3 separate regions of the Homo sapiens genome follow, and regions 1 and 2 are each linked to region 3. The links are chromatin loops, found by intact Hi-C in ENCODE. Cell type or tissue: CD4-positive, alpha-beta T cell. All regions are shown on one strand. Each heading gives the region's core, and the rest is flanking DNA. Links, peaks and the distances in the headings are about the cores only.

The links. Peaks named below come from ENCODE experiments on the same cell type or tissue, not always from the same donor. Only the 100,000 strongest peaks of a DNase experiment are listed, where the experiment ranks them.
Region 1: a loop joins it to region 3, with 7 times the contacts of the local background. A loop is called at or near these places in 5 of 110 quality-filtered maps.
Region 2: it touches region 3 in a loop (5-fold over the local background); 8 of 110 quality-filtered maps call a loop at or near these places.

What each region holds. Positions count from the first base shown.
Region 1 is chrX:65,032,923-65,036,434 of GRCh38, forward strand. It overlaps ZC3H12B (zinc finger CCCH-type containing 12B), which reads left to right and starts at 1,904. Exons shown (of 10, transcript NM_001010888.4): 1 at 1,904-2,347. It also overlaps a transcript of ZC4H2 not described here. RefSeq lists silencers at 1,932-2,081, 2,142-2,371 and an enhancer at 2,472-2,531. In CD4-positive, alpha-beta T cell, for the core only: a CTCF peak has its summit at 1,974 (motif pointing right); DNase peaks (open chromatin) are centred at 1,849 and 2,319; H3K4me3 peaks cover 1,946 bases; H3K27ac peaks cover 1,071 bases.
Region 2 is chrX:63,552,990-63,556,501 of GRCh38, forward strand. The region is part of intron 1 of LINC01278 (long intergenic non-protein coding RNA 1278); the gene reads right to left. Among named protein-coding and RNA genes, the nearest start is that of LINC01278, 6.3 kb to the right of the region's middle. In CD4-positive, alpha-beta T cell, for the core only: no CTCF peak of the experiment used is centred there; no DNase peak of the experiment used is centred there.
Region 3 is chrX:64,203,972-64,207,483 of GRCh38, forward strand. AMER1 (APC membrane recruitment protein 1) reads right to left here and starts at 1,737. Exons shown (of 2, transcript NM_152424.4): 1 at 1,599-1,737. LOC112268307 reads left to right here and starts at 1,975. Exons shown (of 4, transcript XM_047442706.1): 1 at 1,975-2,113; 2 at 3,011-3,069. The coding sequence starts at 2,048. RefSeq lists silencers at 844-903, 1,884-1,983 and an enhancer at 2,114-2,273. In CD4-positive, alpha-beta T cell, for the core only: no CTCF peak of the experiment used is centred there; DNase peaks (open chromatin) are centred at 1,920 and 2,400; H3K4me3 peaks cover 2,361 bases; H3K27ac peaks cover 1,153 bases.

The DNA of each region.
Region 1 (3,512 bases), core at 697-3,196, 830 kb after region 3:
AGTGCCACCACGCCTGGCTAATTTTTGTATTTTTAGTAGAGGAGGGATTTTGCCATGTTGGCCAGGCTGGTCTTGAACTCCTGACGTCAGGTGATCTGCCCACCTCGGCCTCCCAAAGTGTTGGGATTACAGGGGTGAGCCACCATGCCTGGCCCTCCACTAATGTTTCACTGGCACTTATTATAGGGCTTCTTAAAGTTCTTACACATGGCATAGCTATTTTTACACTTTCTAAAATGTTTAAATATTTTATTAAATAAACATCCAGCAGGGCACATTTTGTAAATATGTTTATACATTGTATTAAGTTTAATACAGAACCTCTAAACCTAATTTCAAAAAGATCAAGTAAATAAGCCCCTAGAATATCACACAAGTTTGTACGTAGCCATTGCCTACATGTCAATTCTCAGTGTCAATATTTTAAAATTAAAAAGTGTAGTTTTAGAAGAATCACTGGATATTTACATGTTAATTAACTGGAGGGTTTATGCAGATTTCTTACCCAGGTGAACCTTTGGGAAATATGTCTAAGCACTTTATAGATCTAGATGTGTCTCAGAAAAGGTAAAAACTGGTCTGTGGCTGGGTGCCTAAGGGGGTGTGGAAGGAGCTAGGGCTAGAAAAATAGAGGCAAGATCTTAGAGGACTTTGAATGTTAAGCTAGGGAATCTGTATTTTCTCCTTTATTATAGATAATGAATCTATTGAAAAATAACTCCAATTTTTACTAAGCGCTTACTCTGAGCCACAGTAAGTTATGTATGTTAAGTGCTTTACATTCACTTTTCCATTTAATCCTCATAACTACTCTATAGGTATTATAATTATCCCCATTTTACTGATAAGGAAACAGATTTAGACAGGTTAAGAATCTTAGCTCAGGCCGGGCACGGTGGCTTACGCCTGTAATCCCAGCTCTTCGGGAGGCGGAGGCGGGCGGATCACTTGAGGTCAGGAGTTCAAGACCAGCCTGGCCAACATGGTGAAACCCCGTCTCTACTAAAAATACAAAAATTAGCCAGGCATGGTGGCTTGCACCTGTAGTCCCAGCTACTTGGGAGGCTGAAGCAGGAGAATTTCTTGAACCCAGAAGTAAGAGATTGCAGTTAGCTGAGATGGCGCCACTGCACTCCAGCCTGGGCGACAGAGTAAGACTTTGTCAAAAAAAAAAAAAAAAAAAAATTCCTAGTTCAAGGAAACAGAGCTACTTGGTGGTGGAGCAGAAATTCAAACTTGGCTGTAATTTCAAAGCCCATTCTCTAAGCCAGAAGGAAGTGAGATTAGATTTTCATTTGATCACTGGTAGAAGTATGAGAACAAATTGCAGAAAGACAAGTCTAAAGGCAAAGAAACCAGAGAGTATGCTGTTGCAGTAGTCAAGAATTGTTAGGCCCTATTAAGGGAGGTGACCCTTAACCACCTGAGTTATGCAGACGAGTGACATAGTCAGAGAAGTTATTTAGAAAATTACCCTGGCAGCCCTTGTGAAGGATGAATTGGAGGAGCCAAGACAAATACGTAGGCAAATAAAATAAAAACAAATAAAAGACAAATAAAAGGCAGTGAGACAAGTAGTGAGGTTGTTGGGACTGTCACTCTTAACCGCAGAGGTGCCTGTCGAGGGGCTGGGAGACGGTCGTATCCCAAGTCCTCGGGCCTATCGAATTGCAGAGCATCCTGGACCTCTCCTCACCCACGCTTACCTTCACGTCGCTCCTTCTAGGCCTTAGGAAGTGGGGTTTTGAGCACTTTCTAGGTCGTAGGCCTGCTGGTCTGAGCTCCGACAGCGGCGCCAGCGGTGGCAGCAGTCGCCGACAGGGGTGGGGCGCATGCGCACAGTTGCTAGGCAACGGCGGCCGGGCGCCGCGGCGATAACCGCGCCGGGGCTGTGTGTGTAGGCAGAGGCGCCAGAGGAGGAGGAGCAGGAGGATGCAGCTGCGACCGCGGCCCCAAGAGGGAGCCGCCGCTGCTCTGTGGCCAGGGGGGCCCAGGGACTGGAATCAGGCCTGGGGGTCGCATCGCTGAGGGGACTGGTAACGGCGGTCCCTCCAGAGGCTCAGGCCTAGTACCCCAGGAGGGTCCGGGCCGCTGGGCGAGCGCCTTCCCCCCATCGCCTCCCCTCGTCCCTCCACGTCGATGGTGGTGAAGTTGGCGGCGCCACGGAGCGCAAGGCACCAAGCTGTCTCCCTTGCACCCAGCTCCTCTCTGGCCCCGGCTGTTGGACACCTGCGCCGCCGCCTTCTCTCGCCCGCCGAGCCCACCCCCTGCGGCGGGCGGGGGAGGGGCTCCCCCCTGCAGGGGCTGCGTCGAGCAGGGCGACGACGGGGACCATAGGAGAGTAGGGGTGAGTAGTGGCACCGCACTCGCTCGGTTCTAGTGCGCCTTTCCGGCCTCCGTGGCCCCAGGAGGCGAGCGAATCGCTGCTTTCTCCTGCAGAAGCTTCTGACGCCTCTCCCACATCTGCTCGCGGCTCTCTATTCCCTTCGAGGTAGTTTTCCTTCTCATAGCCACCACTTTTTGGTCTCAACCCTGGCGTCCAGGAATGCGGGGTGGGTGCTTAAGGCCTGGCTTTGCTTCTTAGATGCCATAGATGCTGATAATTCTACGTACAGTCACGCAGCCTGATTCCTGATTCGTGGACAGACTCTCCCAGTGCCGTGCTCGCCCCTTTCCCCTCGCTCTGGCTCTGGCTCTCGCTCTCTCAGGAGGCTCAGCCTGACCGCGGGCTTCTCAGGAGCCCATTCCCCGGGCTGCTGTCGCTCCATGCCTCAAGGTTTGAACACATAGCTGGAGTGGCCCCTTACTTTTCAGTGTTGTTGCTACTCGTGTGCTAAGACCTCCCGAAAGCCTTGTGCCTGGCTTCTGACTCCTGACATGTACGTTAGGAAGATAGTACTTATATTAAATAATAAAAATAATAAAACAAACACACACTCCATTTGACTTCTAAAGTGCTATCAAACTTGAGAAGTAGGCAGAATGGCTGATTCATAATAGGGGAAACTGGTTTTACAAACTACTTTTCATCCAGAATGGCATACTTCTTTTTTATTATAAATACGATGATGAAACCTAAAATATCCCCAATAAAAGCGAGGATGGGTTGTGATATATCTGTTCTTCCTGAGGTAGCCTGCAGTTGAAGATAGTCGGTTCCAGAAAACATTGGCATGAGGCACCGGAAGTGATATTCTGGACAAGGTGATTAGATGAGGTTCTAAAGTTGTGAGGTGCTTTTTTGAAAATTAGCAACATTATCTTTGATGAATGAGGTTGTTTTCTTAAAAGTAAGTGGTTGAAAAAACTTACAGTCCACAGATGACACCTATCAAAAGCATACTGAATTTAGATTAGTAATTTTGATTGTAAGATAGTTCTGTGAGCAGACAAAAGATGGGTTCTTTTCCCTCCCTATTGGTTTTTAAGCCATTTCAGGTTTCGTTTATCTGATAAGACGTGGCGAGAGAGAAGCGTAATAATGGAAAAGCTAAATTTTCTTTTTTTTGTAA
Region 2 (3,512 bases), core at 697-3,196, 650 kb before region 3:
AGAGATGCCTCCATGACCACTCTTAAGCAGCATATTTATGATTATGATGATGGTAATGAGGATGATAATGGTAACTAATATTTGCTGAATACCCAAATGTCTGGCACTTTGCATTTATAAACTTATTTACTTGTCACAAAAAAGCCTGTGAGGTTAGCAATGCCGTATTTCCTCAATTCTAAGATTCACATCTTTTGAGATTTTTGGATTAGGGATGCTGAATTGATAAGTATAATGCAAATATTACAAAATTCGAAAAAAAAAATCCAAAACCCAAACACTTCTTGTCCCAAGCATTTCAGATAAGGCATACTCAACCTCTATTTACTGGTTGTGACAGCATATAGTATTGCTCTCATTTCATAAATGAGGAAACAGATTCAGAGAAGTTAAGTACTCTATTCAACATCAGACATTTAGTAAATGACAATAATGGGACACTCACCCAGGCAATCTGACGTGAATTTGTACTTTTAACTCCTTTTCCTGAAGTGCATGAAGTTATAGTAACAAGGTAGAACAAATGTTGAGCACCAATCCCCCATGCATACACCACACACATCAAAATGTAGCACTGATTATAAATATCTAGAGGATTTATAGATGGTTTTTATTTACTTATATTCTTCTGCAATTTTCCAGTTTTCTACATTGAATTAGTTTTTTAACATATTGTAGGAAGTTTTGAACTCATACAAAACTAGAGAGAATAATAATCATGAACTCCCCCATATATCCATTACTGAGCTTCAACAATGATTAATTCATCTATTCCTGGACCCATTAGCCAACACTTATTATTTCCAAGCAAATTCCATGCTTCATATTATACCATATGTAAATATTTCTGAATTAATCTCTAAAGACAATGATTTTTAAAAACCATGATCCTATTATCTCAGGTAAAAATTAATAATAATTATTTAATATCATCACATATCCAGTGTTCAGATATCCCCAATCATCTCATTTTTTAATCTTTCAATATTGAGATAATTTGTCTTAGGTGAAAATTGCAAAAATTTTGTAAAAAATAGTGCAGAACTTTCTTGAATACTCTTTTCTGCTTCTCCTAATATTATCTGTAGGATCATAATTTAAAATACTACTTAAATCAGGAAATTAACATTGAAACAGTACTATCAACTAATCTACAGATCTTATTAGAATTTCAGCAGTTTTCCCACTGATTTCCTTTCTATGGTTCAATTGCAATCTGGGATCCTATATTGCTTTTAGTTGTCATACCTCCTTAGCCTCCTCCAGTCAATGACAGCCCCTCAGTCTTTCTATATCTTTCATGACCTTGACACTCTGAAATAGTATGGTATGCCAAGCAGTTATTTTCACAATGTCTTTGTAAAAATAAATAAACAGTGGTGTTGCCTCATGAGTGCATTTTGGCAAGAACACCATGGATGTGATGTTATTTCCTTCTCGGTGCATAGTATCACAAGGCGCACAAGGTTCACATGTCTTTTATTGGTGACTGGTGATGATGACTTTAATGATTTGGTTTAAAGTGGTTTCCACCAGTTTTCTCCATTGTAAAGTTACTATATTTTCCTTGCAATTAATACGTATCTTATGGGGAGACAGTCTGAGACTACACAGATACCCTATGTCTCATCTTTCCACCCACTAATTTTAGCATCCATTGACGATTCTTGTCTGTAATAAATGTTACAGTGGTTTGTGCTTAATGGTGGCTATTTCTATCACTTTTGCACATTTTTAATTGAAATTCATCTGCAAGAAGAGCTGTTTCCCAAATCTTAACTTTATTATTCATTTATTTATTTATTATATGACTATAGATTTATGGGTATCTATTGTATTATATTATAATCCAAGACTATTACTATTTACTTTTTTGTTCAAATTATCACAGATTTGTTGACTGGGAGCTCCTTCAAGCTTTGTCCGTGTCTTTTCAACATGCCCCCATCATTTATTTATCCTTCCTTACATTTTGGCAACATAAGATGTTTCTGGCTACTCTTGTTTTGTTTCCTGCCCCAGGCTTGAAATTAACCATGACTCCAAAAAGCCCTAATTATTTTTATTGTAAAAAAAATTTAGAAACCACAATCCAGGCATTAAGTATGATCACAGCTAATGTTTTGTCATTGTTTCTAGGTCCTCTCAGTGAACAAAGCTAGGAAATATATGTATGTATACACCCACACAAATATCCACATCTACATTTATTTCTATATCTATCCTTATGTGTGCACATGTGTATATATTGATATATACATATTTACATATTGATAATGTTCTTACATCTATATTTATATATACAGATATACACACATTTATACTGATATCTCTGATTCTAATTCACATAGCTCATTTTAGCCTTCTCCCTTTCCCTTGTTTGTAACTCCTTTTATGAAACCTGTTATTACTCACAACATTTGTTCAGTCCTAATATACCCATTAAGTAATTATAAAATTGTTAACACACACCATTGTAAAAAACAACTTTCTTCACTAGAGTACAACTGCTGTGTACATTTATTTTTGTCTTTCTTTAGACTTACAGTATGCATTTTTAATAGTACTTTCCATAGTTACTTAGGTTAGCTTACTTTTTTTCTTCCCCACTCACTTCAGTGTGGTTTTATTACTCATTTGTAATATAGCTAGGTTCACTTGTAATGAATTGCATTGAACTTTTGTTTCTTGCAAAATCATGGTTGATTTTAATTATTTGTTTATTTTTGGAGGGTATGTGAAACATTCTCATGGCTCTGTTACAGCTACACAAAAAAGTATATTCACAAAACTGTTGCTCCCCGTCATTTCTACCACTCCCTTCTCATTCTCTCATTCTTTGTACCTCATACACACTAACTACCTGTAGCCTCTCATTAAGTCTCTGGCTTCCTGTATTTCTTTTGCACAATTAAGCAGATATATGTACATATTTTTACACCTCCTTCATCACATGAAGGATAACATATTACAGATATTCTTTTGCCTTTAACACTTTTAATTTAATGATATGTTCCAGAAATCACTCCATATTAGCTCATAATGATCTTCCATTTTCTTTTTTACAGCTTCATGCCACCACACTGTATGAATGTGTCACAGTGTATATGGGTATTTATATTGTTTTCAATATTTTGTAAATATAAATAATGTTGCATATTCACTGAATAACTCTGTGCATATTCACTTTTGTATTGTTGAAAGTGTATCTACAGGGAAGACTTCTAGAAATGGGATTGGTAAGCCAAAAGATAAAGCTGTATTATTTGTTAGGTATAGATAGGATAGATATAAAAATAAATGTAGATGTGGATATTTGTGTGGGTGTATACATGCATATATTTCCTAGCTTTGTTCACTGAGAGGACCTAGAAGCAATGCTTTCAAAAGCATTATACTAGCTTGCATTGGCACCAGCAATGTCTTATCTGTCTTTAACAATATGCTTGCTTAAATCAGGATCCAGATAAGCTCTATACATTGCAAGCAGTTGATACGTTTCTTAATTCTCT
Region 3 (3,512 bases), core at 506-3,005:
TGCCCCTCCTCAAAGTGCCCAAGCTTTGCCTGGGCCCTGCAGCCCACAGGGCTCTCCACACCAGAGGTTAATCAAAGGTCCAAGAGCTTACCAAGCCCCCAGTGGCTTCCTCTGTCCTATTCCTCAAAAAGGCCTAGAGAGCCCACTGCCAGAGGTGCACCATGGTGCAGTGACTGTGCAGTGGGTGGTGCCGAATGAGGGGAGCCACACTGGGGGAGGGGGCTCTGCTGGAATCCCGGTGGGGCAGGCAGTCCAACAGTGCAGTGCCCTCTGCCTTGCCCATGCCCACGCCGCTGCAGCAGGCAGGCAGAGCCGCAGAGGAAGATGTTTGTGTGTGGAACAAGGCTCGCCTTGACCCCGCGGCCCTTGCCGAAAGCAGCCTGGCCAAACGGAGACCAGCTCTGCGGGGCCAGTCCAGCTGCCGCCTAGGCGCTTGGGCTGTGACGCATGTAGCGGGCACAGCCCCTCACCACCGGGGGAGCCAAGCAAAGTCCAGCGTTCGGGCGGTCACCAGTGTCAGAAGTGTCTCCAGCAGACAATGACAGGGGCCTGGCGGGCTGGGTATGTTAAGTAACTGCGAAGTTGGAGGGTTTGGCCACCTCGCTAGCTCTCCTGTACACAGAGATGGTATGATACGTTCCGTACTACAATGAGGGCTCCTTCGGCCTCTGGCAAGGAAATGCCCCCCAAACACCGTGCCTATTGCTATTTTTAAACGGGAGGCTGGAGAGGAAAACGCGGCCAGTATCCTCCAAGGGAAAAGGAGGTGAGGCGAGGCGAGGCGGGAGACAAAGCGGCCTTGCAGCTCTAACTCAAGGACTAGCTTGCGCCGCTGCTCTAACCCAAGGACCAGCAAGAGCCCGGCTGCCAGCCAGCCTGCCCGACCGCGGGGGCGGGCGCCAGATGCGCCCGGAGGCCCAGGAGGAGGGGCGCGGCTAGTTGGGGCCACAAGGCCAAGGTTCTGAAGGGAAGTGTGCGACTGAGCTCAGCCCACAGGCCCAACTGAGCTCCTCTGGGGAGGGGGCAGTCTGTGGATGTCCCAATCCACGCCAAAGCCGGTCTCCGTCGGGCCCAAGCCAGCACGCCAGCTTGAGTCCGCAGAAAGGAGGGAGAGGCTGGAGATGCACAGGGGAGGGGAGGGGCGGCAGCCAGGCAGCCGGAGAGAGGGGTGAGCGGTACCCGCGTTACACAGCTGTTCCAGCAAATGTGCTACAACAAAGCTGCAGAGCTCCTGGCCTACAAATGCATGGCTTGGGGTGCTGGCTGGCGGCGCCCTTCCCGGGACTGTGCGGCAGCACGTGCGGGCCCATCCCCGCCCCCCCGAAAGCCGGGAGGCTTGGCCCAGGCTAGCCTGCCTTCCTACCCGCCCTCCCCAACCCCCCTCCCCCCAGCCGTGGTCGCTTGTGCCCAGGGGACTCAAGGCCGCTCTGCCTCTCCACCCGACAGTCCGCAAAGCGGGTTCCAAAGGAGAGGGGCGAGCGACCGGGACTCCGACCCGCCTAGTCCTTAGTGCCCTCCTCCAGTCCGTAGGAGCAGAGCACGCGGGAATGCACCCGACCGCGGGCAGGCGGAGGCTCCTGGCTGTACGCAACGCTTACCCAGCCCGGTCAGGTTCCTAGCCCGGTTATTGTCCGCTGAGCCGCCCTGGGCCGGGCTGCAGCCTCGGCTGCCACGGCTGAGAGCGCCGCCACCGCAGCTGCTGCCGCCGTCGCCGCGGCTCCAGTCACCTCCAGCACTGACTCCCCTTCCCCAGGCTTTGGGTAGCTCCCCCATACCCCCTCCCCCAGTACTCCAAGGCCACCGGGTGGGGCATCTGCGTCCTGATTGGCAGGCATATGGCCCAATCGCTATGGTGGGAAGGCGTGCCCCGGCCCGCCCACTGTTTTCCTTGGTGCGTTTCTCTTTAAATGCAAATAAGTGCAGGCGTGGTGTTGGCAGGGGGCGGAGAGGGTGCGGAACCACTGGCTGGGGCTCCCCACTCCCGCCCCCACGCCGGGCTGGTAGTGGCGTGGCTACACCGTGGCCTCAAGGAGCCAGTCCTGCCCGGATGGGGCTCGCCGGATCGGTTTCGGTTTTCACGCACTCCCATTTCTGTGGCCGCTGTGCATTCGCGGTACTGTGCCCTGGCCGCCACCAGGACGTTTATTCCTGAGCTAGAGGCCGGCGGGGAGTAACGAGGCAGAGAGGTTGAGGAATCTGGGAAGACTGCAGAAACCTAAGGGCCGGCCTATCCTTAGTCGTAGAGACAAGGCCCTGCGGATCGCGCCGCCAGGCCACCCAGAGGAGGGACTCACCTGCCAGGAAAGCTAGCTGCAGCGCCTGCGCCCTAACTTCGTCCGCCTCTCTGGCACACCAGTGCCCTTAGAGACCATAGAGGCCAACTTCCACCCGTTACCGACGGGCCCTCTGCTGCCCAGAGTGGGGAAAGTCCCTCCCCACAGTTACCCAGCCTGCCGGCGACAAGGGCCAATTTGGAATCCAGAGCCCCGGGCTCCCTTTCCAGGATTGCTTTCACTTTTCTTCTCTGAGATGATACCTGTTTCCATAGTTTGACCCTCACCCAAATTTCGCACCTTCTATGGAATGTGGAGGGAATCCCCAAGGTCTCCAGAGTCCCCCTTCCCCCATCCTTTGTGAGCCTGGCTTTCGGCAGGCCTTTTTCCTTGAAAAGTCTAAATATTGAGAGGAAAATCTTGTCTGGGCCCAAACCGGAGGTCAGGCTGAGGACAAAGTGAGGAGGCCTGTACCAGCCTTGTCTGCTACTGTGTGTGGGATGTGGCAGGGAGCCCGGCGAACTTGGGTCTCTAGCCTAAGGACATTAAGTGGCATCAGTGGCTGCCAGGGCCAGGTGAGCTGAGGCAGCAAAGAATCTAGTTCCACCACTAGTTCAAGAATATCCAGAAGGCCCAGCCCTAAAACTCTGTGTGTGTCTAAAAAGGGAGGTGGGTGGATTAAAGCTGAGGATAGAGAGAAGGATTAGAGAACAATGCGTGCTATTTTTGCATTGCAGGAGTGTTCTCTGCTGCTTCTGGGTCCTGACAGTCTTGAAAAGATCCAGCTGCTGAACTGGTAAGAGGTGGACTGCTGCCTCTGCATGTGTAGAGCACAGGAACTGACATGGCTGCTAGGGATCTGACTCTAGCTCTACCTCAGACTTGCTGGACACCTTGGCCAATTCATTTTTTTCTCTGGGCCAGGGCATCACCCCACCTCCACAAGGAGAGGGTAAGCATCATCAGGCTCCCTTGATATCTTTGAGATCTGACAGTTCAACTCATTTTTTTCTATAATATTCCATGATCTTCCACGGAATATTATAGAAAATATAGATGTTCCATGACCTTCCATGGCATTCTATACATTGCCAACAAAAATCAATATTGAACATCAGACTCCCATCCTAGTACTGAGTCTAAATAAACGATGAGGAGTAGGGAGCTGCTGCTGGCTCATTATGCAACTTTTTTCCCATCTGGATGGCTGGACTATAAAAGTTTCCCTGGGGCTATGCT